Regions from separate parts of the Mus musculus genome. Here all the other regions are linked to region 1. A link is a loop called in an ENCODE intact Hi-C map of the cell type or tissue named here. Cell type or tissue: heart. All regions are shown on one strand. Region 1 holds the start of Sppl2a (signal peptide peptidase like 2A). Region 2 holds the start of Trpm7 (transient receptor potential cation channel, subfamily M, member 7). Region 3 overlaps 1810024B03Rik (RIKEN cDNA 1810024B03 gene). Region 4 holds the start of Ciao1 (cytosolic iron-sulfur protein assembly 1). Region 5 holds the start of Ap4e1 (adaptor-related protein complex AP-4, epsilon 1). Region 6 has its middle 11 kb from the start of Ap4e1. Region 7 holds the start of Eid1 (EP300 interacting inhibitor of differentiation 1).

Evidence for each region. Hi-C counts contacts between places; a loop is a spot of excess contacts. Peaks named below come from ENCODE experiments on the same cell type or tissue, not always from the same donor. Only the 100,000 strongest peaks of a DNase experiment are listed, where the experiment ranks them.
Region 2: a loop joins it to region 1, with 6 times the contacts of the local background. A loop is called at or near these places in 13 of 42 quality-filtered maps.
Region 3: a loop joins it to region 1, with 2.6 times the contacts of the local background. A loop is called at or near these places in 2 of 42 quality-filtered maps.
Region 4: it touches region 1 in a loop (5-fold over the local background); 2 of 42 quality-filtered maps call a loop at or near these places.
Region 5: a loop joins it to region 1, with 6 times the contacts of the local background. A loop is called at or near these places in 22 of 42 quality-filtered maps.
Region 6: a loop joins it to region 1, with 5 times the contacts of the local background. A loop is called at or near these places in 23 of 42 quality-filtered maps.
Region 7: it touches region 1 in a loop (4-fold over the local background); 2 of 42 quality-filtered maps call a loop at or near these places.

What each region holds. Positions count from the first base shown.
Region 1 is chr2:126,931,072-126,935,071 of GRCm38, reverse strand. It overlaps Sppl2a (signal peptide peptidase like 2A), which reads left to right and starts at 1,837. Exons shown (of 15, transcript NM_023220.2): 1 at 1,837-2,125. The coding sequence starts at 2,060. In heart, a CTCF peak has its summit at 2,010; a DNase peak (open chromatin) is centred at 1,971; H3K4me3 peaks cover 1,974 bases; H3K27ac peaks cover 2,116 bases.
Region 2 is chr2:126,873,563-126,877,562 of GRCm38, reverse strand. Trpm7 (transient receptor potential cation channel, subfamily M, member 7) reads left to right here and starts at 1,302. Exons shown (of 39, transcript NM_021450.2): 1 at 1,302-1,589. The coding sequence starts at 1,587. In heart, a CTCF peak has its summit at 2,476 (motif pointing right); a DNase peak (open chromatin) is centred at 1,312; H3K4me3 peaks cover 2,838 bases; H3K27ac peaks cover 2,456 bases.
Region 3 is chr2:127,203,305-127,207,304 of GRCm38, reverse strand. The region is part of intron 1 of 1810024B03Rik (RIKEN cDNA 1810024B03 gene); the gene reads left to right. Among named protein-coding and RNA genes, the nearest start is that of 1810024B03Rik, 3.0 kb to the left of the region's middle. In heart, CTCF peaks have their summits at 765 (motif pointing right) and 2,164 (motif pointing right); no DNase peak of the experiment used is centred here.
Region 4 is chr2:127,246,960-127,250,959 of GRCm38, reverse strand. Ciao1 (cytosolic iron-sulfur protein assembly 1) reads left to right here and starts at 3,144. Exons shown (of 7, transcript NM_025296.4): 1 at 3,144-3,478; 2 at 3,802-3,950. The coding sequence starts at 3,340. It overlaps Tmem127 (transmembrane protein 127), which reads right to left and starts at 3,012. Exons shown (of 4, transcript NM_175145.4): 1 at 2,876-3,012; 2 at 2,151-2,468. The coding sequence starts at 2,394. In heart, CTCF peaks have their summits at 2,030 (motif pointing left) and 3,156; DNase peaks (open chromatin) are centred at 2,119 and 3,109; H3K4me3 peaks cover 2,270 bases; H3K27ac peaks cover 1,945 bases.
Region 5 is chr2:127,006,724-127,010,723 of GRCm38, reverse strand. Ap4e1 (adaptor-related protein complex AP-4, epsilon 1) reads right to left here and starts at 2,013. Exons shown (of 21, transcript NM_175550.3): 1 at 1,824-2,013. The coding sequence starts at 1,970. In heart, CTCF peaks have their summits at 2,098 and 3,925; DNase peaks (open chromatin) are centred at 2,053, 3,023 and 3,883; H3K4me3 peaks cover 2,091 bases; H3K27ac peaks cover 1,347 bases.
Region 6 is chr2:126,995,488-126,999,487 of GRCm38, reverse strand. No RefSeq gene overlaps it. Among named protein-coding and RNA genes, the nearest start is that of Ap4e1, 11 kb to the left of the region's middle. In heart, a CTCF peak has its summit at 2,494; no DNase peak of the experiment used is centred here; H3K27ac peaks cover 371 bases.
Region 7 is chr2:125,669,207-125,673,206 of GRCm38, reverse strand. Shc4 (SHC (Src homology 2 domain containing) family, member 4) reads left to right here. Exons shown (of 12, transcript NM_199022.2): 5 at 2,887-2,940. Eid1 (EP300 interacting inhibitor of differentiation 1) reads right to left here and starts at 107. Exons shown (of 1, transcript NM_025613.3): 1 at 1-107. The coding sequence starts at 15. In heart, a CTCF peak has its summit at 2,123; a DNase peak (open chromatin) is centred at 26; H3K4me3 peaks cover 655 bases; H3K27ac peaks cover 682 bases.

The DNA.
Region 1 (4,000 bases):
TTACCTAGAACTCCAGTTCTGGGATCTGGTGTCCTCTTTTGATCTCTGTAGACACCTGCACACACATAGTAGACATAAGCTCATGTAGGTGTCTATGAAAGTACACACACAAATAAATATTTAAAAAACATATCTTCCAAAGAACAGAGGTTTTTATTTTGGTGAAGTGAATTTGATTTTATTGTTGTATAGTTTTTCCTTTTTTCGTGTCCTATTTTAGGAATTCTCATCCAACAAGAAGCTCTTAAGAGTATAAATGTTCCCCTGAGACAACTTAGAAGGTCAGGAGTAAGATTTATTTGAGCTAAACTGAGGTAGCAGTATGAGGTCTCTGGAATGCTCATTCTCTGATTCTCGGATTCAATAGGTTTGGATGGTGATGCTGAAACTGCAGTCAGGAGCCGTGGTCCAGGCCAGCACTCTGAAACACTAAATAATGAAAGGTTTTTAAGCTTGGCTGTATATTAAATCTGGAAATGTTTTTAAAATCCAGATATATTGCTCTCATCAGATGAGCAAGTATCTAGGATCCCAGTGGAAAGGGGAGATTAGCTTAAACATCAGTGTCCTAGAAGGATTCTAAAAGTGGCTGAGAGTAAATGCAACAATGCTTGACAGGCAGTTTCTGTCTAGGGGGTTCTTACAGCTGGTAGGGTTACAAATAGATTGAAACTGGACCAGAGGGGGAAGCCAGGGGACAGACAACTACAGAAAAAACCCACGCAGAACTGTGGGAGAGCTTCCTTCAGGAATTCCCCCAGGAAGATGCCAATGAGGAAGTCTCAAGTTCCAAGCTGTGCAACTATTTCACCCTCTGCCTCTTCTCACTCTCCCCCTCTCCTAACTTCAGCCAAGGTCCAGTTCTGTAGTTCTGTAGTTCTGTAGTTGCCTCCCTTGGCTTTCAGACTAATGCTTCCTTCCTCTTTGCCTAGCTGAAATTAACTTGCACAGAAGGTAATAGTCAGTTATACTCAGCTAGGGCTGGTGTTTTTTTTTTTTTTTTTTTTTTTTTTTTCTCTTCCTGGTGCCCTATTTTTACCTCCCTTGGATCCTTGTGGAGTTCCTTGTGAAAGGTTGCTTTGTAACAGTGTTTGCTCACACATCTGTAGTCCTTGCTGTGTCCCTCCTTTAGGATAACAGGAACACTGTCCTATTCAGTGTTTGGTATTAAATAGTCATCCAACAAATATTTGACAACCTAGTATACACTGGATATTCTGTGTGTAAGGACACAGCAGTCAACAGAGCAAAGAGGGATCCTTCCATTAACTGGATAGCAGCATGGGAGATACATAGATGAGTATAAGAAAATGGGGGGAGGGACCCCCAAAACCTCAGGCATGGTGACTTATGCCTATGATACAGGAAGATCTCTGAGTTCTAGGCCATCATCTTCAAAGTGAGTTCAGTACTAGTCGAGGATGTTTCCAAAGAAAGCAAGAACAACAACAGCAATAAATAAATAAATAAATAAATAACAAAAAGAAAAAAAAAGCTATGAAGGTTACAAATAAATCATAGCATGAAAGTGAATTAAGGGGTACTTAAGATGAAGTGTACTAGGAAACCCTCTTTAGGGAGGAAGTGTTAAGTAAGTGATAAGGGAACACCAAGAGTGTATTCCCCAGAGACTGCCCGCCTGGAGGGTCTGTGGATCTTAACGGGTGGGAAAGTAGAGAAACCAAGGACAGAGAAAACAGGGTGAGGTGACGTAAACTTAGCAGCAGAGGAAGAGTTTTGATTTGTGCTGCCAAGTGTGGAGAGGAGCCTCGTCTGGGTTCCGTATTTACGAAGATCGCCCCGAGGCTACGTGGCAGAGGCCAGAAAGGAAACTGAAACCCGAAGCTCCAGTGGCTTGGAATGGGCGGCGGCCGCAGTTAGGGGGAACCGAACGAGAACCCAGGATTTACGCAGCTAAAACGGCTCTGCCAGGAGCTGACAGTACCCACAGAGTCCCGGCCTAGCGTTTCGCGGGAGGGACCGGAAGAGGAAGTCGGGGCTGCACCCTAGAGGTCCGGGTGCCGCCAGCGCAGCCTGAGCCTAGCTGCCCGCCCGTGGGATGGGGCTGCTGCACTCGCTGCACGCTCCCGCGGCTGCCCTGCTCTGGAGCTGCCTGCTCGGACTGGTGAGAGCCGCACTCCCCTCCCCTCCCCTCCGCTTTTCCCTCCCCTTCCTCCCGCTTCCTCCCCCTCCCCCTCCATCCCTTCCTTTCCCTCTAACCTCCTCCGGATTTCCCTCATCCCTCCTCCTTCCCTACCTCCCCCTTCCTCTCCTTCTACCCTGGCTTCCCATTCTCCCACTGCCCGGGCCCGGTTAACTGCCTTCGTCCTTGAGTCCCAGCATTCCTCACCCGCCCCCAGCCCCCGAAATCCAGCGAAATGCCCAACCCCTGGGAGAAACCCGCGGGCGGGGGTAGGAGTGGGTGGGGAGCTTCCTCCTCCTTGGTCCTGGAGCCCTCTCTATAATTTTTCACTGTGCTGGCATCTTTTCTTCTTAATTCAAAGAATTCACTTCTGTGCTTCTCTGTGTAGCCCAATCTTACTGCTGCCTTTTGCCTAGAAAAAGGCGGATGGAGGGGCCGGTGTGAACAGGGTTCCAGGTGTTAGCGTTCTGGCCTGCTCTTTTGTTGACTGCGCTCACATACATTTCTCTCTATAGCCATATGAATATCTATATACTTTCCTTTCACTCCCAGATAGTGCCTTCTATGTAAGGTACATGTGATTATACTATGGGATTTGTATTATGCTTTTGTTTTCATATAGGTATACTTTAAAATACCTTTAAAGGGGAAATGAGAGGTTTGAATAGTTTGACGTCTAAAAGGGTCAAAGTCTGGTTGAGAAAAAAATAACAAATATGCGCTCACATACCCATATTTGCTGAAATAATGTTTTAAAATTCGGGATCAAAGTAATTTGAGCTCCAATGTGTGACCAAGAAGCTAACTCTCAGTGTTTTAGATTTTGTTTCTGTTCACTTTCTTTTCTGACATTTGATGTTGGGAAATTTGTATCGGTATTGTTTGCACACTGTTGTGTAAACTGTGTATGTAGTTATTACTTAAAAACCATCACTTCTCTGAAAGACTGCTTTGTCACTCTGGGCTTGAAAAGGTCATGGAGAAGGTTTAAGCCCCAAACAGTTTTTTTTTTTTTTTTTTTTTTAAGGTAGCCTTTGGCGTTCTAGGAACTTTGCTGGACAGCATTCGGAGAGAACCCATTCAAAAAGTATTTTGAGGAGAGAATGACAGCACAGTAGCTTTACTTTGTATCTTTAAAGCAGGAACTGAATAACCAGACAAGTGTCATTTAGGTCCAAAGAAAACTCACAGGATATGTAAATGTCTCGGCCCTCTAGCTTAGCTGTCAAGCTTAACTCATTTCAGGGAACTTAAGATGATTAATACGAAATAATGTTTACGTACTTATACCATAGCTCCACTAATTTTTCTCAAGGTAAATCAATATTTAGCACAGTAATACATCTACTCTTGATAAACCCACATTTTTTGGGCACTCAGGAAGCTGAGGTCTGTGGATCTCTTGAGTTTGGAGCCGGTTTGGTCTACAGAGAGTTCCAGGACAGCCTACAGAGAGAAATCTTGTCTCAAGAAAACAAACCAAACCAAACAGAACATACAAAGTGTTAAGTCCACACTGTGGTTGCTATTAAAGAGCTCAGAAGATACCTGGGTAATGATGGATGTCATGGATACAAGGGTAATGACGGCTACCTATGTAGCATGCTATTTTTGTTGTTGTCTTAATTCTTTCTTCAGACTTTTTTTTTCTCTGTAGCCCTGGCTGTCCTGGAACTCACTCTGTAGACCAGGCTGACTTCAAACACACAGAGATCCCCCTGCCTCTGCCTCCTCTAAGAGCCGAGCTTAAAGGCTTGTGCCACCACTGACCTATTTAGCAAGCTTGTTTTAGGTATGGTCCCTGAAGTACTTGGCCTCCCCCAAACAGGGTCTGAAACTGGCTGCCCTTGAGCTCCC
Region 2 (4,000 bases), 58 kb after region 1:
AGGCCTACAAGGTGGGGAATGCCTGAAGATGATTTATAAGCACCACAAAACTTGTAAGAGAAAGAGTGAGTGGCTGGATTAGTTTGTTGAAGAGGCTTGGCTCAGTGAACTGTGGGTCATATTGCTTGGGAGATAATAACTATGCAGCATGGAAGAAGCTAAACCAAACCAAGGTACGTGCACATTGTAGGAAACTTCAGCTAGTCCATCCACAGTCCATCTATAGACACAGAGCAGGCTAGTGCAGTTGGCTCGCCCTATACCTAGGTTCTAGGTTGACTCAACCAACCAAAGAAGGAAAATAATTGGAAATAAAATTATACTGAACATTTTATTAATCTAAAGAAATACACATTTGTATTTTGTTAGGTTTTGCATCTATTGATTTAATGTATACTTAAAGATGTATATCTAAGGCAGGAGGATTACAGTAAATTTGAGATTAGCCAGAGTTAAAAGAGGAAAGATAGAGGCAGAACAGCCCTTCAGGCAGAGGAGCCTTTAAAATTGTAAGAAAAAATGTCTCTAGGTCTCTGTAGGGAATTGGTTCCAAGACTCTCCATACCCATAATATACATACAGAAAGATGATGTGCCAAAAGCAGGTTTGGTTTTGTGTTTTTAAGATGGTGTCATTCTAATCCTCGATAGCCTGGAATTTACTGCAGTCCTCTTGCCTTAGCCTTCGGAGTGCTGGGATTACAGGCATGTGCCACTACTCCTGATCTAAAAAAAAACAAAAAACAAAAAACTTTCAGGATGGCAAAAGCCGGCAATCCCAGCAGTGTGGGGTTAAAGGCAGAATCCATAGTTCAAGGTCATTTTAGGCCAGGCGCCTGGGCTACAAAGGAACTCAAATAACACTAAATGTCTGAAATTCCAGTTCTGGAGGATCTAGCACGGTCTTCTGAGGACACTGCACACATATGGTACACAGACATACATGAGGCAAAACACACATACACCTAAAATAAGTCACTAATAATAGCAGTGTTGATAAAAAAAAAAAAACGGATTGCACCCTTGATGGGAAAGGATAACGTGCGGGAAGAGATCGCTAATAACCAACGTAGACAGATGCGATAGCAAAAGAAACAGACAAGCGTGCGCGGCCGGGAGCTAAGTTTTGGCGAAGCCGGGGAATCTGGTCATTAAAGCGGAACAAGTTCTCGTGGACAGAGGCAGGGGAAGCCGAAGCCAGCAACACCAGGGAAAGCAGCAGCTCGGCGTTTCCCGGCCGGCGGAGCTTAGGGGCAGGCCGCAGTAAGCGCGCCCTTCACGTGACACGCCCTCCGCGCGACGCACTCGACGGCCCCGTCACGTGGCTGCCGCGGCCCCGTCTCCGGCGGAGGCGGGCGCGGGCGCGTCCCTGTGGCCAGTCACCCGGCGGAGCTGGTCGCACAATTATGAAAGACTCGACTTCTGCTGCTAGCGCTGGAGCTGAGTTAGTTCTGAGAAGGTTTCCCGGGGCTGTCCTTGTTCGGTGGCCCGTGCCACCGCCTCCGGAGACGCTTTCCGATAGATGGCTGCAGGCCGCGGAGGTGGAGGAGGAGCCGCTGCCCTTCCGGAGTCCGCCCCGTGAGGAGAATGGTACGGAGCCGGGCCTGGCGCGGGCGGGCCTCGCGGGAGCCTGGGCGGCGCTCCGGGGAGCTCCGTGACCCTCCGGGCGCCACCGCTCGCAGCGGAGCCGTCACGGAAAGGGAGGGAGGGCTGGGGTGGTGTGGCAAGGAGAAGGGCGCGGGTTCCGAGCTGTGACTTGGTGGCTGTGCCGCAGACGCTCTACAGGTACATTTTCTACTATTATTTTGTTTAATAGAACGGGAGCGATTTTGACGGTGTAGACTGCGATGTGGTTCGGGGTTTTGTTTAGCAGGCGACAGGGAAGGGACAATTCCTGGGAGGCTGAGACCGTGCGTTGCCAGGTCTGCGTCGAACTACCTCATCTGTTGTCCCAGACAGTTTGAAGCCAATGTGCAGACTGGAGGGAGTCGGTGTGTTGCAGCGTTGGCTAGAGCTTTTGTTGTTAAGGCCAGGAACCGGATTTGGAGAGTTCTTACAAAGAAAGCCATTTAGATCTAGGATCTGAGCAGGAAAGGCATTCCTGCTCAGTAGTTTAACTTGATAGGCTTTATGCAAACTGGTGTTTCTTTGCCGAAGTCAGACAGGTTTAGTTTTCTGCCTTTTCTTTATTTTTGAGACAAGGTCTCGCTTGTGACCCTGGCTGGCTTGGAACTCACTGTGTAGACAGACCAGGTTGGCCTTAAACTCAGAGATCCGCTTACCTCTACCTCCCAAGATTAAAGACGTGCGCCACCATGTCGGGCTAGGGCTAGGTTTAGAAGTGTCTTACTTATAAAGTACATGTGAATAAATACTGCATTTCTCACTTTCGTTTGTAAAGTTATTGAAGACTACTTTTTTTTTTAAAGATTTATTTATTTATTATATGTAAGTACACTGCAGCTAGCTGTTTTAAGACACTCCAGAAGAGGGAGTCAGATCTTGTTAGGGATGGTTGTGAGCCACCATGTGGTTGCTGGGATTTGAACTCGGGACTTTCAGAAAAAAACAGTCAGTGCTCTTAACCGCCGAGCCATCTCTCCAGCCGCTGAAGACTCCTTTTATTTGAGACTGGATTACACACAGCCTAGGCTGGCCTCAAATCCTGAGTCTATCATTGAGTTCCTTATCCTCTTGCGTCCATCTCCTGAGCTCTGGAATCACAGGTGTCTGTCGCCTGGCTTTTCCTAGTTTCTGAAAGGAAAGTTAAAGTGCCTCTGTCTCCGCTAAATCATTTCATTTAAATACTTGTGGCTTTGATTTAAGGGACTCTACTGGAGGGTGAGTTGAATCCAAGTGCCTTGAAAGCCGTTAAGCACAGAGTATTCAGTGATATATCTAGTTTTTCATTTTAGATGGTAAACAGCATACATTTGAACATACTGGTTACATATTTTTTAAAACGTTTTCATTAACAGATGAAAGATCCCCCCCCCCCAAAAAAAAACAATAGCTTTAGTTTTGTAAGTAATTCACCGTATATGGCACATAGTATTGTTTGGACATGCATAAACTTGTTGATTCTGTAAGGAGAACAGTCTAACTTTAGAATTAAGAGTGTTAATTTTATTTTTTTTCCCTGCTTAATTCCTGATAAATAGTGAGTTGAGTGGTTTACATTACACTATGCATCTGAGTTATAGTAACACCTTAGGATAGCTTAAAATGTGTTTCTTAAATTTGTTTGTGTTTTGCTTTTCTTCCCTCTTTCTTCATCCTCCTTCCTCATCGTCTTTTTTTTTTTCTTTTTTTCAAGACAAGGCTAGCTTCTAACTCAGAGATCCGCCTCCTGAGTGCTGGAATTAAAGGCTTGCACCACCATGCCTGGCTAAAACGTGGACTCATTATTCAATAATTCAATTCAGTTTCCTCACCTTTTAGGTCAGTCTGTCCAAAAATTCATTTAGGAATAATGGGTCTATACTGTATAATTCTTACTGTAAGTTGTTATTTTTGTGAGTCTATTACAGGCCAGGGAGATAGTTCCTTGGGTAAAGGTGGAAAAGAAAGTGATTAAGATGTCAAAAATCAAAGGATTATGCCAGGCATGGTAGTTCACACTTTTAATCCCAGCACCAGAGGCAAGCAGATCTCTGAGTTTAGTCCTGCCTTGAAAAAGCAAAATAAATAGGTAACTTTTGTGGACTAGTATTTCTAGTGTTGTTTATAACCAGCTGTAAAATGAAACCATGTTGTAATTGGTCATTACCTAAAATGTGCAGGTATAATGGTTGAAGGCATTACTTAAAATATAAACTGAAAAAAATGCTTATTACTGGGCACATAGCTCACTGGCTGATTGATTGCGTACCTAGTATGTGTTATGCTTTGGTTCAGTTTTTAATATTGGGGATGGGTGAGTAAAAGTTTTGAAGTGGTCTATCCAAGTAAGAACTTGCAAAACTGAAGTTAGAATGTTCTAGTCAGAGGTATTGTGACAA
Region 3 (4,000 bases), 270 kb before region 1:
GGTGTCAGATCCCCTGAGACTGGAGCTGCAGATAGGTTGTGAGTTGCCATGTGTGTGGAGGGGTTGGAACCCAGGTCTTCTCAAAGAGCAGCCAGTGTTCATAACCATTAAGCCATCTCTCTAGCCCTTATCTGGTTTTTGAGAAAAGATCTCCTGGAGTCCAGGCAGGCTTCAAACTTGCTATCCAGAGACTTCTCTTGCACTCTTGATCCCCCTGCCTCCAACTCATAAACACCGTGGCTGCAGCTATGGATGGTTGTGACAAGCTGTACCTTATCATATTTAACAGTAAGAGCAGCATAGTAACCCTAGGTTGGACTCATTTACTTTTTTTCTTCTTTATTAGTAGGAAGAAGTTTTATCGTTTAGGGGGTCTAAGAATTTGCATTTCAAATATAGTTACCTTCCCAAATGGAGTTCCACTTGGAAGATATAAAATAAGCCCTTGTCAATTTTTTTTTTTTTTTTTTTGGTTTTTCGAGACAGGGTTTCTCTGTGTAGCCTTGGCTGTCCTGGAACTCACTTTGTAGACCAGGCTGGCCTCGAACTCAGAAATCTGCCTGCCTCTGCCTCCCAAGTGCTGGGATTAAAGGTGTGCGCCACCACGCCCAGTGCCCTTGTCAATTTAAAAACTGAATGTTATACTGAAAATAAGAGAATTATTTTATGAAAGTGTTGACAGTCTTGAATAACTTTAAAAATTATAATTTTTTTCTATTTATTTATTTATTCTACGTAACTGCAAACATCGCTCTCTTCAGACACACCAGAAGGGGGCACCAGATCCTATTACAGATGGTTGTGAGCTACTATGTGGTTGCTGGGAATTGAACTCAGGACCTCTGGAAGAGCAGTCAGTGATCTTAACCATTGAGCCACCTCTTTATCCCCTTTGGATAATATTTTTAAAATATATTTTTTAAAATATTTATTTATTTATTTATTATATGTAAATACACTGTAGCTGTCTTCAGACACTCCAGAAGAGGGCGTCAGATCTCATTACAGATGGTTGTGAGCCACCATGTGGTTGCTGGGATTTGAACTCCAGACCTTTGGAAGAGCAGTCGGGTGCTCTTACCCACTGAGCCATCTCACCAGCCTCTATTTTTAAAATATTTACTTGTATTTTCTGTTGTGTGGGGAGGTCACAAAGGGGCACCAGGGCCCCTGTAACTAGAGTTATAGTTGTCAACTGCCATGTGGGTGCTGGGAATTGGGCCTAGGTACTCTGCAGGAGCGACAAATGCTCGTAACAGCAGAGCCATCTTTCCAGCCCTATTTTTTTTTTCATTATTTAAGGTTGGAGAGTTAGTTTAAGGAAAAACATGTAGATAAGCAAGTAACTACAACAAAAGCATGGTGAGAGATAATATCTTCCTCATATGTAGTTTCACTAAAATTAAGATTACTGTTATTTAAATTTAATGGGTGTATATATGTATGATTTGTGCAAGACAGGGTGACTTGTGTGGTGGGGTGCAAGTGCCACGGTGTACGTGTAGTGATCAGAGGACAACTCTATGAAATCAGTTCTCCCGTTTCATTTTTCTGTGGCCTCTGATGCAGTGAGCACCTTTAGATTTCTTATCATTTAGGAAACACACGAAGGAAAACTCCAGGTAACTTAGACAATTTAAAAATATATATATAAATCTAAAAGGGTTTTAGAGGTATGGGAAGAGAGAGGTATAAATATTGTGAGGATGGTTTGAGTTCTGTGTGTATGGTGTTCACTCACCACTGTGATAGAAGATGAGATTTACTCAGCTCTCCTGGAGTCCATTTGAGTGTGTCCTCAGAAGTGGGTAAAAGTTTGAGTTGAGAAATATAAATCTAAGATTTAGCTCTTGAAGTTTTGCAGAACAAGTGGTTAGAAGTACCTGAAGGAGTCCTTTCCATCCAGGCGGAAGGGACTCTGATGTGGTGTCATTTGTAATTTGATGAGGTTATCAGTGTCCACTCTTGCTCACTAGTTACCTGTCTTCTGGGAAGCCACTGGAGGGAATCTAGAATGAGCCTTGAGTTCTCTTACATATAACTTTTTTTTATCTTTAAAAGTTACATTTTCAGCTGGGTGGTGGTGGGACAGGCCTTTAATCCCAGCATTTGAGATGAAGAGGGGAAGGGAAGGGGGTGCTTATTCTGCTGCTTCTCCCTGGAAATCCAGCAGATGGCGCTCTGATTTCAGTCTTTCAATTTTCTTTGCTTCTGCAATCCTTTTCCTCTCTATGTACTTGATGTTCTGAGTTCTCATCAGCTTAGCTGCTCAGCTGTTACTTCTTCCTTGCTCTCTTTAAAAATACGAACTCCATCCTGGATTTTGGCCGGAGTCACTTTAATGTAGAATTCTTCTGAAATTTTTTCAAGAGCCTTCTTCCAGAGAATTGTGAAGAAATCTTGTTTTTTATGATGGTCATTTGCTCGAAGTTTGTAATCTTTCTTTTTTTCCAGAACCCAGGTGTTTTCAAAAGCCAGGCTGGCTTCGTTCTCTTGTGTTCTCGCTGCCGGGTCTTGGCAACCTTGGGAAAAGCCACCGATATGCCTACTGAGGTCTAGGAAATGCTCAGCAAATTCCACCACCGCAACCACACTACCTAACCTGCTGCATCCGACCCATGGCCATATTTTCATTGCTTTAAAGAAGCTTTTATTCTTGGATTTGGTACGCGATTAAAAATATTTCTAATGCTATTTTGTAGATCTTCTCTCGGGATTTCTTCTGAGGAAATGGCTGGTGTTTCCTTGATGAAGGCACATTCACGTTTCCTAGTACTTACATGATTTTGGGACTCTGTGTCTTCCAATATACATAACTAATTAGTTAGGTCCTATACCATTTTGTAGATGTGACTCAGATAAATAGAATTCTGAAGAAAATCTGCCATTTAACTTTTGGGTTCTCCATCAATTCAAATGGAAGTTGTGGAGTAGCCAAAATATATATAGGGCAACTATAAGATTCAGGGTGTTAGTGGAAAAACTTCATACTGTGTGTGGAACTGGACACCTCTAGGAAAACTTATTTAGTATAAGAAACACCATATCACATCCACCAGATATGATCGTGAGGGTCATTTGTTTAAAGAATGTACTGAAATAGGAAAAGGGAGATATGGCTAGCATCCTCCTCATCTAAACCTCTGGTTTGGCCAACAAAATGAGGAAAAGAACAGTTGAGATAAAGGTGATAAGAGAAATAGAATATGCCCTTCAAGTCCAAACTTTGGTGGGAAAGGAGAGAAAAATCTGTAATAAAAAAAGCAGGAAGGGCCTTACTGTTGGCCTCTTACAAGAACCTAGGGTTATCAGGAAATATTCAGCACTTAAACTTCAGGAATTAGGGAAAGCTTTTAAATTAGCAATAAAAGAGCCTGGTGCAATCTAGCTCATGGGGCTTTGGGACAAGAAAGAAATCAAATGGAATCAGTCTGACAGCTGTGAAAGGAGGAAAACTGAGAAACACAACTTCCCATCCTTCATTAAGGGTCAGAATGCATGACCCGAGACTGTCTGAGGGAAGTACATGCCTAATAGATTGGCATATCACAGCCAATAGTAACACATGGCTAACTCCATCTGAAGGCCCCCTAAATGGCAGGGGCTGGAAGACCAGCGAAGCAGGAACAGGAGATCTGAGTTCTGAGGGAACTTAGAATAAGAGACACTATATTTGAACCCCAGTTCACGAGGACAGATAAAAGAACATTCACGTGAAGAGCTAAGCAAAGTTTGACCCAGCAAATATCCAGGTCAGTAAAGAACTTTAAGAACCGTGAGGAGCAGTTTGGTGGGGGTAAGAACTTTATATTGTAGAAAAGGCTTTTGCAGGTCAGAGTGACCATCAAGGAAACAGTATCTGTAAAGTGAGAAAGCCCCACCCCCACCCCCTGGCCACCGACGAACTAAGAGTATGGTAAAGCAGAGGAAGAGGTCTGTCTGAGTTACTTAGAGATAAACCTGGAATGCTTTATGTTAGCCAGAGTTCCTAAGAAAAACA
Region 4 (4,000 bases), 320 kb before region 1:
GTCGGCCTAAAAATCAACAGTCACATAGGATACCACATGCCTGAAAGTCTACTAGACACCCAAAACACAGAGGTAGAGAGCAGAAGACCGAAGCTCCAAGACACCAGATTCCTTGCCTTCTGCAGTGGCTCACAAGGCCCCACTGCCAATGCTCCTATTTATAGCAGGAGCCAAGTGATCCTGGCTTCCATGGCCAAGGAAGTGGGCAGAGAAGGCAAACGCACACAGGCTAAGAGATCGAAACATGTAGCAAATGTAGCAAATGCAATGGAATGGTTAAGGCAACGTTTGAGAAGGTCTGGATAATTTCTTAGGGCAAATATATCTGTGAACAAACAGAGACTTGCACAAGAACTGACTTTCTTTTAACATGCCTCTGATGGCAATGTACACACAGGGTGTCATGATATCCTTCTTTACAACAGATGAAGAAAAACAAAAGATAAACATTTAAGGATTCTGGCATCAACTGATAGGAGGCAGTGTCAGCGATGCCGCTCTGCAGGGCAAGCCTGGAGAGCTCGCTTCCCTTTTCTTCCTGGATCTCTGACACAAGGATGAAATCAGACTGCCTCTCTCCACCTCTTGAATGCTATGACCCTCCCATCCCAGGGATGACCCGCAAAGGACAAGCATCATAAACTCTTTCCCAGTTTGTGGTGACACTCAGCTCCTGAAACAGAAACACCATGGTATCAAAGCCACAAGGCCTGAATGAAGGTGAGCACAAAGAAATGGAAAGGCATCCAGATTCAAACTCCACAGCCTTTGCGCCATCAGGTATATGCTAAAGAACACCTCTAGCCAGCCTATAATCTTGGTCTTTTTTTTTTTTAAGGTTTATTTATTTATTGATTACATGTAAGTACGCTGTAACTGTCTTCAGACCCTCCAGAAGAGGGAGTCAGATCTCATTACGGATGGTTGTGAGCCACGATGTGGTTGCTGGGATTTGAACTTCGGACCTTCGGAAGAGCAGTCGGGTGCTCTTACCCACTGAGCCATCTCACCAGCCCCAATCTTGGTCTTAAAGAGACAAACTCAGGAAGAGGGTAAAAAATATCTCAACCAGAAGCTTTCATCCTGTTTTCTATAAAAAACCATCCTAAAGTCTTGAATGTGCAAATATGCAAAGAGAAGCAAGTTGTTCAAGAACTCACCTCCAAAGACACCACCAGGTGACAGGATAGGGCTTCTCAGCATAGACCTACAGCAGGGTTTTTATTTCAATGCAGAGGGGGGCGCTGACCTTTTCACCAAATCCTAGGGCCTGAGCCATTCATGAGACACCTTGCACATATCTAATAGGAACATACTAGAACTAAAGAGTGTCAAAGAAGAAAGGTGAGGACTTTTGAGACTAGTTCAAAGGACTTGAAGGCAACAAGATGTGACCATTGGGTCCCACTGACCACTTTTATGTTTAAAATCAGGAAGGACATTTCTGCTTTCATACTGCACAGCCTTTCTCCTCACTCCTAGAAACCGAGGAGGAGCTAGGAGGCTCCTGAGTCAGGCCCTCCTCTAAGCCCTAGACTCCTATCTCATCCAATAAACAGACCAGATGCTTTCTTCTGCCTGCTAGTCTGGGAAATCTGTTGATGAATAAAGCAACCGTCTTAATATGGCATACCTGTAAAGGCATGGAAAACCAAGTTTCAACTGTTGAAGGTGTTAATAGAACTGATATCTGATGACCTGGGATGCCACAAGTCCCCTCTATTGTAAATCCAATTATCATAGAATACTAAAATGTCTTTTACAATTGGTCACATTAACAGTTCTGATTTCTCCATCGATCGAGCTGCCCCAAACGACTATTCTGCATCTCACATGTCCGTTAGAAAGGGGAGGCTAATTGTAATACCTGACAAACACCCTTTTTTCTTCTACCTACCTCTGGCAGAAACCTAAAATAGCAGCAGTTTGGATTAGCATGACGGTGAGGAGTAGGTGCTTGGCTGAATAACATCAAAATTAATGAGAGGCTAGACCCCCAAACAGAGCCACCTGGTGGGCATGAACACCAAGCAAGAATGGGGCTGTTTCCTTTGACAAATGACTGCCTCTGGCTATCTATACTTCAGCCAGCCTCATATCTGTTCTGCACCGCCCCTCAAGCCAAGAGAGCAGGAGCTCAGCGCTCTCACCTTTTAGCAGATCCGGGTTTACATAGCCCAGCACGTCCGAGACCCCCAGCTCCTGGCGGGAACAGGTGCCTCCATGGATGTGCAACCAAGCGGGCTCCGCGAGGGCAGTGCACAGCGCTGTGATGGACAGGGCGCCAGGCAGGGCCGAGGCCAGGCTCCGCTCCGGCTGCTTGGGAAGAGCGCTGCTTCCCGGGCTTCTCCGCCGGCGCCCTCCCGGCAGCCCGGCACCTCCAGGGGCATACATGCCCGGGGCTGCCCGCTGTAGCTCTGCGGTCGTTGGTGGTGGCCGCCGACCTCAGCGGGGCGCGCAGAGCCTGTCTGTACCCAGGTGGAGAGCAACGCAATGGGCGGCTGGCCCGGAGCTGTCAGGGCCCGCACCAGAGACTGCGGGGTGGGACCCAGGGCTGAGCACAGACCAAAGGACTGCGGGAATTCGGGGGGCGGGGACCGAGGGCTCTGGATGAGGGGTGCTGGATCAGGGCTCGGAGATGGCAGGGGACTACATTGGCTGTAGACATGCCAGGATGAACGGGCGGAGGTACTGGGGGGCCGGGGGAGGGGATCGGCTACTGGCAAGGGGACCGGAGGAGACTTGGACCAGGGTTATCAGACAGAGGGGTGCTGAGGGGCGGAGGATGCAGCTGGGCCGCCGAGATCGGGAATCCGCACTTTGGGGTGCGACCTAAGCCTCAGTAACCCTCCCTACTCTAGTCCCTGCTCCTCACCGGTCAGCAGGCCTCAGGGCTGGGATGGCGCCGCTCCGCCCGGTCACAGGCTTCTTAGCTGCCCGGGCCAAACGATCCCAGGCCCCAAACCCGCAACGCCCAGACGGACCCTGGCCGATGCACTTCCGGCTTCCTCCAACCCCACCCCACCCCCGCCTCCTTCTTCTCCGGCCCTCCGCCCTGCCCTCCGTGCGCGTCACTGTGTGCGCGCGCCGCTTGTTCTTGCGCAGGGCATCAGGGTACTGGTAGTTCCGGACTGTCCCGCGAGGCTTCCAGTTACGGAGGATGAGGGGAGTGACTACAAGTCCCAGAAGGTCACGCGGCGTCAACAGCGGGCACGTCAATTCCTAGGGCGACATATTTTGCAGAAGCTGTACATCTGACGGTCTCAAGGTTCTATAGTGCCCAGCGCGTTTGGCGCGTTGCTTCTCTCGGTGTGCTCTCCTTACCCTAAAACAGTCGCCATGAAAGATTCTCTGGTACTGCAGAGCCGCGTCCCGGCGCACCCGGATTCCCGCTGCTGGTTCCTGGCCTGGAACCCCTCGGGGACCCTGTTGGCTTCCTGCGGAGGCGACCGTAAAATTCGCATCTGGGGCACCGAGGGTAAGGCCTGGCTTGGCTTTGTGGCCCTGGTGCCGAGGAAAACACTACTCTGAAAAGTGTCGGGGAAGGAGTGTGCCAGCGTCAACAGAGGCTGGAATTGTTGCGGGAACTGGGATATTTGCTGCGGGAACTGGGATATTTGCTGAGGTAGAAAAATGAGGAAAGTCGCCTGAAGAGCAGTTTAACAGTTTCAGAATCTTGATCGGTTGCATCGTAGTAATAATGGTGACTGACTTTGTCCCAGCAACAGGGTCCCACTTAAAGTACTACTTAGTGAATGGCATCGATGGCGCTCCAAAGCCTAGCCTGTTCTCTGCTTGCAGGTGACAGCTGGATTTGCAAGTCTGTCCTTTCTGAAGGCCATCAGCGCACCGTTAGGAAAGTGGCCTGGTCCCCGTGTGGAAATTACCTGGCATCTGCCAGCTTTGATGCCACCACTTGTATTTGGAAGAAGAACCAGGATGACTTTGAGGTAAACAGGTTGGATGGGAGCAGTTTATTACCTGTTTGCACCCCAGGGCT
Region 5 (4,000 bases), 76 kb before region 1:
GACAGACAGACAGACAGACAGACACAGTCTTCCTGACCTCTACTCTTCCTCATCCTCCTCAGCCCATCTTCCCTCTCGCTGTCTACTGCACACACCAGTGTGGTCAACTCTGATGCTTGCCTGTGCTGGACCTCAGGAAGCACTTAGGGCCTGGCCAACCACTAACTAATACAATGTTATGTTCAAATCACACACTGAGTCGCTGACGTTAAGTGGCTAATTCCGAACTGCTGGTGGGGGCTGCAGAGATGCCACAGGTGAGAATACACAGAGCTCTTGCAAAGGACAGAATTTGGTTCCTCACACCCACTCTGGTGGCTCACAATTGCCTAAAAGTCTAGCTCCAAGGGATCACACACACTCTCCTGGACTCTGAGAGCATCTGCACTCATGTACACATGCCATAAACACACACACACACACAACTTTGAAACAAATCTAAAAACAAAACAAAACTTAGAAGTAATACATCTGGCAGTAATACCACATCTGGCTGTCTGTGCAGTTTCAAACTAAGCCAAAAAAACTATATTCTCTAAATTTTTCAGAGCGGTGGCAGAGGCAGATGGCTCAATGTGTAAAAAGCACAAAGCCGGGTGTGGTGAGGTGGACCTGTGATCCCTGCACTCCTATGGTGAGACAGAACACTCGAAGCTCCCTAGCCAGCCTGCCTGAATATACAACACAGAAACAAGCGTCAAGAGAGATCTCACCTACTAGGTGGAAGGTAAGGACTAAGACCCAAAGCTGTTCTCGGAAGCCTATACATGTGCCGTGGGTCCGTGCATCCTCACATACCAGCACATACACATTCTCTCAGTACATACATGTACACACAAAATACTTACTTGCCCTCTCATACAAATTAGCAACAGAAAAGCACGAAGAGATGTTAAGTACACGAATAATGATTAAGGGATGTTCAGCAAGCCCTGCCACACACCAGCTTCCAGTGAGAACACAAGCCCGTTTTAAACCTTTAAAGGCATCTTGTTTCTCTTCTCCATGCTGCAGGCATTTACACTGCACTGTAGTTACTTATTTATGTTAAGTCTAAAATGGACAGAAAATAGACAGAAAAGTGTTTTGCTATTTTCATTACTTAACATATAGTTGTGCTTGATAAATACTTGCTGAAGAAAGTATGACACAATATTATGTTTTTAAGACAAACACTCCTTGAGGCTTTGAGTCAGTACCATACAAAGTACGTGGGAACTTAATAACTTCTATAGTAACTACTAGTTTTCAAAGCGCGTCTTTGCCCAACCCGTTGGTCTAGACTAAACCTCAAGCTCTGCAAAGATTAACAGCCCTGTCAGGGGTGGGAATGAGGGTTGTCTGTCCGAGTACGTGATGCTTCCAAATAGAAAAATTAAAACTCAAGAGGGAGCCGGGCAGTGGTGGCACAAGCCTTTAATCCCAGCACTTGGAAGGCAGAGGCAGGCGGATTTCTGAGTTCGAGGCCAGCCTGGTCTACAGAGTGAGTTCCAGGACAGCCCGGGCTACACAGAGAAATCCTGTCTCGAAAAATCAAAACAAAACAAAAATCTCAACAGGGAGGAGAAACTTGGTAGGAGCCTATAGCTCAGGCTTTAGGTCATACTGGCTTTTTTCACTCGATTGACAGCTCATGTAATCCTCAAAGCACCCCATGAGAAAACACACGGAGGGTCTTCGGGCCTCCAAATCAGAAAGCCGGCCTCCTGAGGTCGGTCGGTACAGGCAACTTGAGGCGGACGCCCGGCTGCGTCCATCCAGCGGACCGATGTCTCCGGCCCCGCCGCCCCACCCCATCCCGCCCAGCCAACCCCGCCGCATACGTGCTTGGATGAGAGTGCAGTGACGCCACGGATGAGGCCGCCCAGCCTGGAGAAGAAGGGTGCTCTGGAGGCCGCAGGTCCTCCCAGCTGGTTCTGCAGGAAGAGCCCCGGCAGTGCGGTCAGCGTCCTCTCCACCATGTCGCTCATCGCTGCCTCCCTACGAGGCTACTTCGCGCTGACTCTCCCGGCCTCCGTAGTCACTTCCGGCGTTTTGAATAAGAAATCTTTATTCGCGCCGGAGCAGGACGAGCAGGATGAAGTTCCGGGAAACACCGCCTGGGGGCGCACGAGTCTAGGAGGAGAGAGGAGTTCTCTGGAGACATGAAGTTCATGATCATTCTATTAGCGGTGAAATGTGTGTGCATGATCTTGTATTTTCTCGAACTTCCCAAGGTTAATGAATTCGTGCCATTCCCCTGTCCCAGCCTCCAAGTGCTGGGATTACAAACCTGACCTACCATCTTTATAGTGTTCTTAACACCTGTAGGAGCTCTTATCTCTGAAACTTTGTCTGTGATAAGTGAAATTTTTTTCTTAAATCTTGAAGTTGTTCTTGTACCTACACCTCAACAAAAGAAAAAGTTTGCCTGACAGAATAGTTATGCAAAGATAAAGTTTAGGGCTGGTGAGATGGCTCAGTGGGTAAGAGCACTGTCTGCTCTTCCAAAGGTCCTGAGTTCAAATTCCAGCAACCACACGGTGGCTCACAACCATCCATAATGAGATCTGACGCCCTCTTCTGTTGCGTGTCTGAAGACAGCAACAGGGTACTTATTTATAATAATAAATAAATCTTTTTTTAAAAAAGTTTAATTTATTGAAAAATCTCAATATTTAAATTATTTAAAACAGATTTTCTTTAGAATTTAATATTTTATGCCTACGTAAAGTTTTGTTTACTGTGTGTGTGTGTATGTGTGTGTGTGTTTTTTTAACTTTAGGCCCTTTCACTAGTTTAAATTAGAAAACTTACTTTCCAGCCATGTAGTGGTTGTTGCCTGAAATCCCAGCCCTTGAGACTGGAAGGAGGAGCAAGAAAATTCAAGGGCATCACCGGCTCCATATCAAGTTCAAAACAAACCTGAGTTATATGAAACCCTGTCTTAACTTTCCCCATCCCCCAATTTTTTTCTTCCACCTAAAAAATATGCTGGGGAAAGCTGATACATTTCTGACTCGGGTGAAAGGAACGCGGCTACACTGCCAAAAAGTAAAGTGAAACTTTCCTTCCCCTGGCCTGGGTGATGTTCACTATCCCCCTTAGTCCGTCTTATCCAATAGAGCTTTTTCAAATTGTGCTGTGGTGCCAGTAAAACAGGGTCATTGTTTGGACCAAAGTTTAAAGGAAGAAAAATTACACATTTGAAACAGAGACATGGTAGGCTATATAAAAAGCAAAACTCTGTTGTTCCTGCTTTTCAAGCAGCACTAAAACTTCTTTTTTTTATTTATTTTTTTTTCTATTTTTTATTAGGTATTTAGCTCATTTACATTTCCAATGCTATACCAAAAGTCCCCCATATCCACCCACCCCCGCACTAAAACTTCTTACACAGCTTTCATTAGCATACTGAATTGGCTAGAAAATTATGCAACAGCTTAAAAGGCTCAAAAATGCCAAACCTGTAGGTCGTGGCCATAGAACAGCTTTAGAAACCACAAGGAGGTGGTCAGTGACCTGAGAGGGAGCCAATAGGCAAGGTGATTCCTTGGTACTGCGGAAGCGGGGTCTAGACAGCTTAAAAGAATTCAATTTAGAGCTGTATGAGGTGGCATACACTTTAATCCCAGCACTCAAAAGGCAGAAGCAGGTGGATCTCTGAGTTCTAAGCCAGCCAGGGCTATACAGAGAAACGCTGTCTCCAAACGTCAAAAGCCAAAAATAAATAAATAAATAATTCGGCCTAGGACTTCAGCCAGGCATAGTGGCACAAACAGGCCTTTAATCACAGTGCTGGGAGGCAGAAGCAGGTGGATCTCTGTGAGTTCGAGGGCATCTAGGTCTACATAGTCAGTTAAGAGCCGCCCAAGGCTGTCTGGAGATTTTGTCCCAAAACAAAACAAAAACCACTACAAAAAGTTCCATTGTTATACACAAGTGGGCGCCAGCGGAACGGCCATTGGCCCTAACTCAGACTTCCCAGCTCTTGGCTCTATAACTCATGTACATTGAATTT
Region 6 (4,000 bases), 64 kb before region 1:
AATTTAAAACTTTAAATTACATTTTAATTGTATGGCTCAGCGGGTAAGAGCACTGACTGCTCTTCCAAAGGTCCTGAGTTCAAATCTCAGCAACCACATGGTGGCTCACAACCATCTGTAATGAGATCTGATGCCCTCTTGTGGTGCGTCTGAAGACAGCTACAGTGTACTTACATATAATCAATCAATCAATCAATCAATCTTATAAAAACCCTTTATCATTGAATATAAATCATACATACTATTAAACACCTTGCCATGCAGCGGTGCTGTACGTGGGTGCTGTGAATTGAACCTGGATCCTCTGGAAGAACAAACTGTACTCTGAATCACTGAGTCATCTCTTGAGCCCTAAGGTAACATTTTTAAAAGTTGAGATGTTCTGTAAGTCTTTCTTGTTAAATACACAATTTAACATTCAGGGCATATATAAATGCTCACTAGGGGCTGGTGAGGTGGCTCAGTGGGTAAGAGCACCCGACTGCTCTTCCAAAGGTCCGGAGTTCAAATCCCAGCAACCACATGGTGGCTCACAACCATCCGTAACGAGATCTGACGCCCTCTTCTGGTGTGTCTGAAGACAGCTACAGTGTACTTACATATAATAAATAAATAAATCTAAAAAAAAAAAAAATAAATGCTCACTAAAGTCTGATTCAGCTTTCTGAAGGCATGTTATGTGAGTGAGCAAACACATTTATTTATTTAAATGGAGTTACTGTACCCGAGGTGATGATGCTCCCCGCAAAAGGCTCAGTACCAGGTATGGGAAACTCCCCTTGATTTACTGTCAGAAGAATACAAGAATTCCAACAACACGCCCACCAACCTCCCACAAAAACCAAAAACCAATATGGATCATTGCCACTGCCCTCGGTTGACTTCCAGAACTTGAAGGCAAGACCTTATTGCTGAAGACACCACACACTTCAGACACAGACTTGGAGAAATTGAACTGGAACTGAGATGGGCGCCTCCTGCAGAGGACTAGCTCCGACACATGCAGGTGCTAAACAAGCTGCCCAGTGAGAGGAGCAATCTATAGGCCTATCCAGCTGTGAAACCCAAGGACCATAGGCATAACAAAGCAAGATAGCTCGCATGGTCAATAGTCGCTTTTATCTTGTAACCATGGCTGTCTAATTGGATTGTTCCAGGACATCCAGGGTTTCTCAATGGGCAGAAATCCACTTTTGGTACTGTAATCCTAGCCAACTGGTTACCCGTGGCCAGAGAGCTCATAGACCCGAGTGGAGACCCTAATCCTGCCTTTTTCCTAAACCGATGTAATTTCTAACTTTATCCTAAACTCTTCCTTGAACCTTGAAGATAAGAGTTGCTCTCACACCCCATCAAAGAAGCTTTCTTATGTAACAGATGGAGACTATTACAGAGACCCACCCTGGTCAAAACGCAGAGATTACAGATCTGTGGGGTGTCCAACCCCAACTGACACGTATTCAAAACAAGCCCTACGCCCAAGGCTCAAGGAAAATCATAGAAGGGGCAGAAAGACTATAAGACTCATGGTCCAGGACACTTGTTACTAGATAGTATCCCCTAAGCATGACAGGGCAAATGCACCCACTAATGATTGTGTGAAGACTGGCTAAAGACAACATCAGCTGACATGCCAATGTGGACACAGGATGTTCCATATGGACCCACGCCTAGAAGAGCTACAATGACCAATAGTTGCTGAAAGAGAGAATGACTTTCCTCCAGGAGAGCCAGCCCTGCATAGGATGTGCAATCCCAAGTGGTCAACTCGAGATAATTGTACATATAAGCAATGCTGAATGCCCTCAGAGGATGCATACACATATGTATTTATATATGTATATGTAAAAATAATAAAGACAAGGCCATGCATTGGGAGGGATAGACACTGGAGCAGTTTGACGGATGAGGAAAGGCAAGGAGTGGATAGAGACTCAATGCTCATGTGCAAAGCTCTCAAAAAGTTATAAAAGGAATTTAAAATAATGAAGAAAAAAGAGGTGTCTCTGTTGGAGGCTATGTACAAGAAGAAGGTATTCCAAATCTAGCTTTTGAGGTAGTATCAATGACCCACAAGAATACAGTGTTACAAAGCCTGTTGTTAAGTTGATCTTAAGATACTCTCTCAGGGAAGAGGGACACAAGAAGACAATGTTATAAAGTGGCCTTTGGTAGGAGGAGTGCTTAGGAGACAGGCTTACAGATGGCAGTATTAAGGTAGTCTCTGATGCCGGGCGTGTTGGCGCACACCTTTAATCCCAGCACTCGGGAGGCAGAGGCAGGCGGATTTCTGAGTTTGAGGCCAGCATGGTCTACAAAGTGAGTTCCAGGACAGCCAGGTCTATACAGAGAAACCCTGTCTCGAAAAACAAAACAACAAACAAACAAACAAGGTGGTCTCTGTTGTGGTGAATAATGCCAACCTAACTCCTTTCATTGCAGATCCAACAAGCTTCCTCAATAGCTGGAGGGTAGCTGCAGTTCTCTCTGCTGTCACTAGATGACCGTCTATACTCAGAGGAGAAAGAAAAGAAAGCCAACTGGATCCCAAGGCCAGGATCATTCCAAAGAGGAAGTAAACCAAAATAGACCGTTTGTAAGTGCGGTACTCAATAATAAACAGTAGGAAGGCCTTGTTTTTCTACAGAATATGTGGGGCTTGCCTTCAAAGACTCTGTCTCTGGATAAGTTAATGACTATTATCTTCTATCCTCTATTTTGTGGCTTCTTTCTTTTTTATTTTGGCGTTTGTTGTTAGTTCCTGTTTTGTTTGAATCAGACTCTCACTGGCTTTCCTAGAACTCACAGTGTAGACCAGGCTGGCCTCAAATCCATGGCTTTATCCTCCTGCCTCTACCTCCTCTTAGGTGCTAGGACTAGATTTCAGGCACCCCAATCCTGGCTATGATTTGTTGATCCTATTCTCTCCTATTGCCTTCTCTCTCTCAGACTAAAATTCACAGGAGAAGCACAAAGCAATTTTTTGATAAGTCAATACTTGAAATACCTTTCTCCAGATAGAATTTCTTTAAAAAATTTTTTTACTTATTATTATAAATAAGTACACTGTTGCTGTCTTCAGACACACTAGAAGAGGGTGTCAAATCTCATTACGGGTAGTTGTGAGCCACCATGTGATTGCTGGAATTTGAACTCAGGACCTTCAGAAGAGCAGTCAGTGCTCTTGCCCAGTGAGCCATCCACTAGCCCCAGATAGAGTTTCTTATGCTCTCACGCATACTTCCGTAACATTTGGAAATACCTAGATTAGATCAGATCAAGATCCACACAGCTACAAATCCTCTTGGTAACTTATGCTGACTCTCTAGTATTGGTACATTGGTAGTATGTGTGTCTGTGGAAATTTCTTGTAAGAGTGTATTAGATTTTTTTTTTTTTTTTTTTTTTGGTTTTTCGAGACAGGGTTTCTCTTTATATCTCTGGCTGTCCTGGAGCTCACTTTGTAGACCAGGCTGGCCTCGAACTCAGAAATCCGTCTGCCTCTGCCTCCCGAGTGCTGGGATTAAAGGCGTGTGCCACCATGCCTGGCTGTATTAGAATTTTTAAATGACCTTTAAAACATTACTGATGAAACGCAGCTACCTTAGTATAACCCCCACTCTGCATCTTCCCTTCCTTTGCCTGTCCATGAGTTTTGGTAAAGTCTCCTTAGGTCTATTTCCAAATCTGTAATGTTACTGGTCTATTACACAGAGATTACTCACTTCGTATGGAAATTGAGAGCTGCAGAAAGAATAGCTTGTGAGGAATTATCAAAGTTTGGAACTGACTTCCAGTGGGAAGTGCATGAGCATACCTTTTTTTTTTTTTTTTTTTTTTTGCCTTTTATCTGTGTATATGTCTGCCATGCTCACATGTGCTCTATCGTGAGAGAATCCAGACATTGCATCTTTTCCTCTTTGGATTTTGTCTTTATACGACAGTTGCTTTATACGACACCTGACTGGCCCAGCAGCTTCCAAGGATTCTCTGGTCTCTG
Region 7 (4,000 bases), 1.3 Mb after region 1:
TGCCATCTCCGCCATGGTGGAAGCGACTCGACCAAGGTGGAAAAAAAAAAGGAACCTTTTGCAGAGACGGGCGCGCGAACGGGCGTGGTGCGCGTGCGCAGGCAAGAGGGCGTGCGTGGAGCGCGAGCTGGGGGGGGGGGGCGCGTGCGCAGGCGAGTGGGCATGCGTGATGCGCGTGCGGAGCACGTTTCACGTGCGCAAACGGGTAGGCGGGCGTGGTGCGCGTGCCAGCATGGCGTGCGTGTGCTGGCGAGTAGGCCGCTTGGTCCACGGGGGGGGGGGGGGGCGTGGTGCGCGGGCGCGGGCGCGGGCGCGAGCTCTTCCCTTCCCACCCCTCACCCCCTATGTTTCCCGGACTCCCACCTCACCCTCACACCCACTCAGGACCCGCGATGCTTCCGCTGGTGACCCACCTGGAGACCAGCTCTAAGTTCCTTGCCAAGTGCTTGCTTTGCCTAGATGGAAAGCCCTGGCCTTCTGTCACAGATGCCATCTCTCCTCCACCTCCCTGCCTCCCCAGCGTTCCTGTGATCAGCATGTCCATTACCTCTCACCATTTCAAATCCCACTAGTCCCGTCCTGCGCACTGAGAAAATTTAACTTTTCGGTTTTTTTCTTCTGAATTTATTGAAGTTGACCTAACCAAAGATAAATTGTGTGTATGTCCACACGTATATACCATGGGGAAACTAAACCACATACATGTGTGAGTACTAGGATAAAGAAAGGTGGAAAATAGGCTATACATATTTTAAATATATACAGATAATCACGCGCCACGGTTGCTCTACAAACTTAAACTGTAGCCAATAGTGTTTGAGAATATCCACACCCTTACCACGTATTGTTTTATGGAATTAATATAAGTAAACTTAAGTTTTATCAATTTGATCTCTCTTTCGTGTGTATGCGTTTGTTTGCCTGTCTGTAATGTTTGTGTGCCACGTGTGTGCATTGTGCCTACAGAGGCCAAAAGAGGGCGTTGGAACTCCTAGAAACGAAGTCAGTTGTACACTGCCCTGTGATTACTGGGAGTCGAACCCTGGTCCTTAGTGTGAGCAGCCGATGCTGTTTACTGCTGAGCCATTTCTCCAGCCTTGATTGTATCTTTATAATCTTTCCATAGCTTTAGTTTATTATTCGTGGATGCAATGGCCCTGTCATGTCCAAGAGACAATGCTCCATAGCATTCCTCTTTATCTTATATAATTTTTGCCAATGGTCATTTTTTATATTCTTCAGCGAACTTTTCTCCAAAGTGTTACATGATCCTTACTAGTTTTACATACTTGAACATATTTGTATGAAATCTTCCTCTTTATCCATTAAATGAAGTTTCTCATGAGCTGTTATTGGAATATAATCTTTGCATGTTGATTTTTGTTCTTATTGAAATGTTAATAGAGAAAAGTGCACAGGTAATGTGTGTGGCTTAATTATCACAAGCTACATATATTTGTTTACTTACTACCCAGAAGAAAAGGCATCATTCGTGGATCCCAGAAAACCACTCTTCTCTCTTTTTGTGCCTCGTGAATAACCACAATTCAGACTTTATGCAAATAGTTCAATAAAAAGTTTGCCAGTTTTGATAAATGAAACGATGTATTGATATATTCTTTGTTTTGACTTCTTTTTTAACCCAACAAATATGTTGTCATATTTTAAGCAGTCTACTATTTGAATATCACAATAGTCACCTTCAGGATTGCTTCTAATTCAGGGCTATTATAAATAGCCTAGTTATTTCATTTCCTAAGGAAACATCTTGTTGCACAACTTTATTCAATTATTGTTGAGTATGCTTCTAGGAGCAGTTTTGCTTGGCTGTCTTGTATGTACAGCCTTCGTAGGTTCTGCCTCACAGTTCTGCAATCAGGATTCATTGGTAGTTGCATAGCTGGCATTTTAATTAACCTTTAAAACCTATACAAGTCAGTTATTGCACTGTGATTTCCAAACACAAGCAAACAAATTAGAATCTCCAATAAAACAATCATTTTGGGTTAAATTAGTGCAGTTATTTGGCTAGTGATATCAGAAGTCTTTATGTTTTTCAATCGTTTTTAGGTTTATGTGTGGGTGTTTTGCCTACTTGTGTGTACTATGTACATGTTCTGTGCCCCTAGAGGCCAGAAAAGGGCTTTGCATCTTCTGGAACCAGAGTCACAGGTTGTTTGAGACAACATGTTGGTACTGGGACTGGAACCAGGGTCCTTAACCTCTGAGCAACCTCTCTATCCCCCATGTTAGAAATCTTAATATTAGTGTGTTTGGATACATAGTAGTGAATAACTAAACAAAAGTAAATACACTAAGTCTATAAACAGAAAAAATAAATAAGAGTATGAAGGGAAGGGGGGAAATGTTCTGGTTAAATTGATGACACATGTTTCCAAGTCTGCTTTTTTAACTCTCAGCTCTCAATTTTTCTGGAAAGAAATTTTTATATTCCAGAAGGCTTCACTCACATGACAGCAAAAGATGGCCCCATTGGGCAAGTGTGGGTGTTCCTTAGTGGCAGAGAGAGATATTTTTCCTTCTACTACTGATTCCAGCTTCTCCCACAAAACACTGATTGGCTGTATCTAGAGAGCGGTGTTGAGTAGATTGCTGATTGGATAGTTAGACCTAGAACGTATGTCTACCTAGGTGAATAGGGCAGAGAGAAAGGCACCATGGGTCAGATGAGAGTAGAGAACGTAACTTAATGGTAGAGTAAATCCTTAGGATACACAATACTTCAGTTTCAATCCCAATAGCAAAACAACAACAAGAGTTTATTTTAGAATGCAGACAGTATAGTTTCTAAAGGGATGCTAAGTAAGTAGAAACAAATCAAACACATTATAGTGTTAAAATGTTTAATTTGCTTTTGTTTTCCAGATTATTGCAAATCACCAAATGCAATCGATTTCATTTGCCTCTGGAGGGGACCCTGTAAGTTTAGATTTGTACAAGTTCTTTTTGTGAGTCCTAAGAATTTTCATATGCAGAATATTAACTACTTCATGTCTTTTTCAATATTGCAATTTGTTGAATGCTTCATGTATCAGGTAGAAAACAAAACAAAACAAAACAAAACACCCACAGTGGTTTGGGCAAATGTTTCCTCTGTCAGGATTTTAAAAGGTCAGGCTTACTAGAAGGACTGCTAGCCCTCTGTGGTGTTAGTAGCCACTGAGTTATCATCTGGTAAGTTTTCAGTTAACATAAAAATCGTGAGATCTGTGTGTCCTGTGTGCACTGCCGTTTCTCTTGCAGAATGTTCCCCACAAGCAGACTAAGCAGATTATCAGTCAGATTTAATCCAAGATGGGAATCCCATTCACCATCAGAGTTGTCAGCCAAGGCTAACAAGGCCAGTCTATAATGACCATCCAGATTTGTGTAAACCTTGAAGACACTGCTCAGTCACGGGGGGGTGGGGGGGGGCTCTCTGTCAAGAGCCTGTAGTGCTCACCAGTCACAGATTGTACAGGGGTTCTCTCCGAGAATACTTTCCAGAGTGTCATTCCTTGATTCCTCACTGTGTTGCCGGATATTTTATCACACTGTGAACACCGAGATTGCTGTTTACTGAAAAAAGCTGAATCTAGTTGTGGTGTGGCTCAGCCTTAGCACACCGGTTCATCCCTTTAGCTGGAATTCAGACAAAACCGTTAGTACACATCTTTAATCCTGATGAAGGTAAAGTTAGTTTGTAGAAGGGAGCACCCGTGTTTGAAAGTGATTTCTAATTGAGTGGCAGAAATAGTGACAAATCAGAAAAAGATTTGACAGAATAGGATATGCCCAACTCTCACAAGAAGAGAGAGGAAAAAGAGGCTACTTAAGAGAGAACTGTGCAGAAAAGAGAGGAAGAGGGAGGGAGGAAGGAAGTGGCAGTTTTACTAATTAAAAAAAAAAATCTAGGCACACGTGAAGACAGAATAAGCCAGAGAATGTGTGCAGGAGGCAAAAGACCAGAACAGATTGCTTGAATTAATTTGAGGCCAAG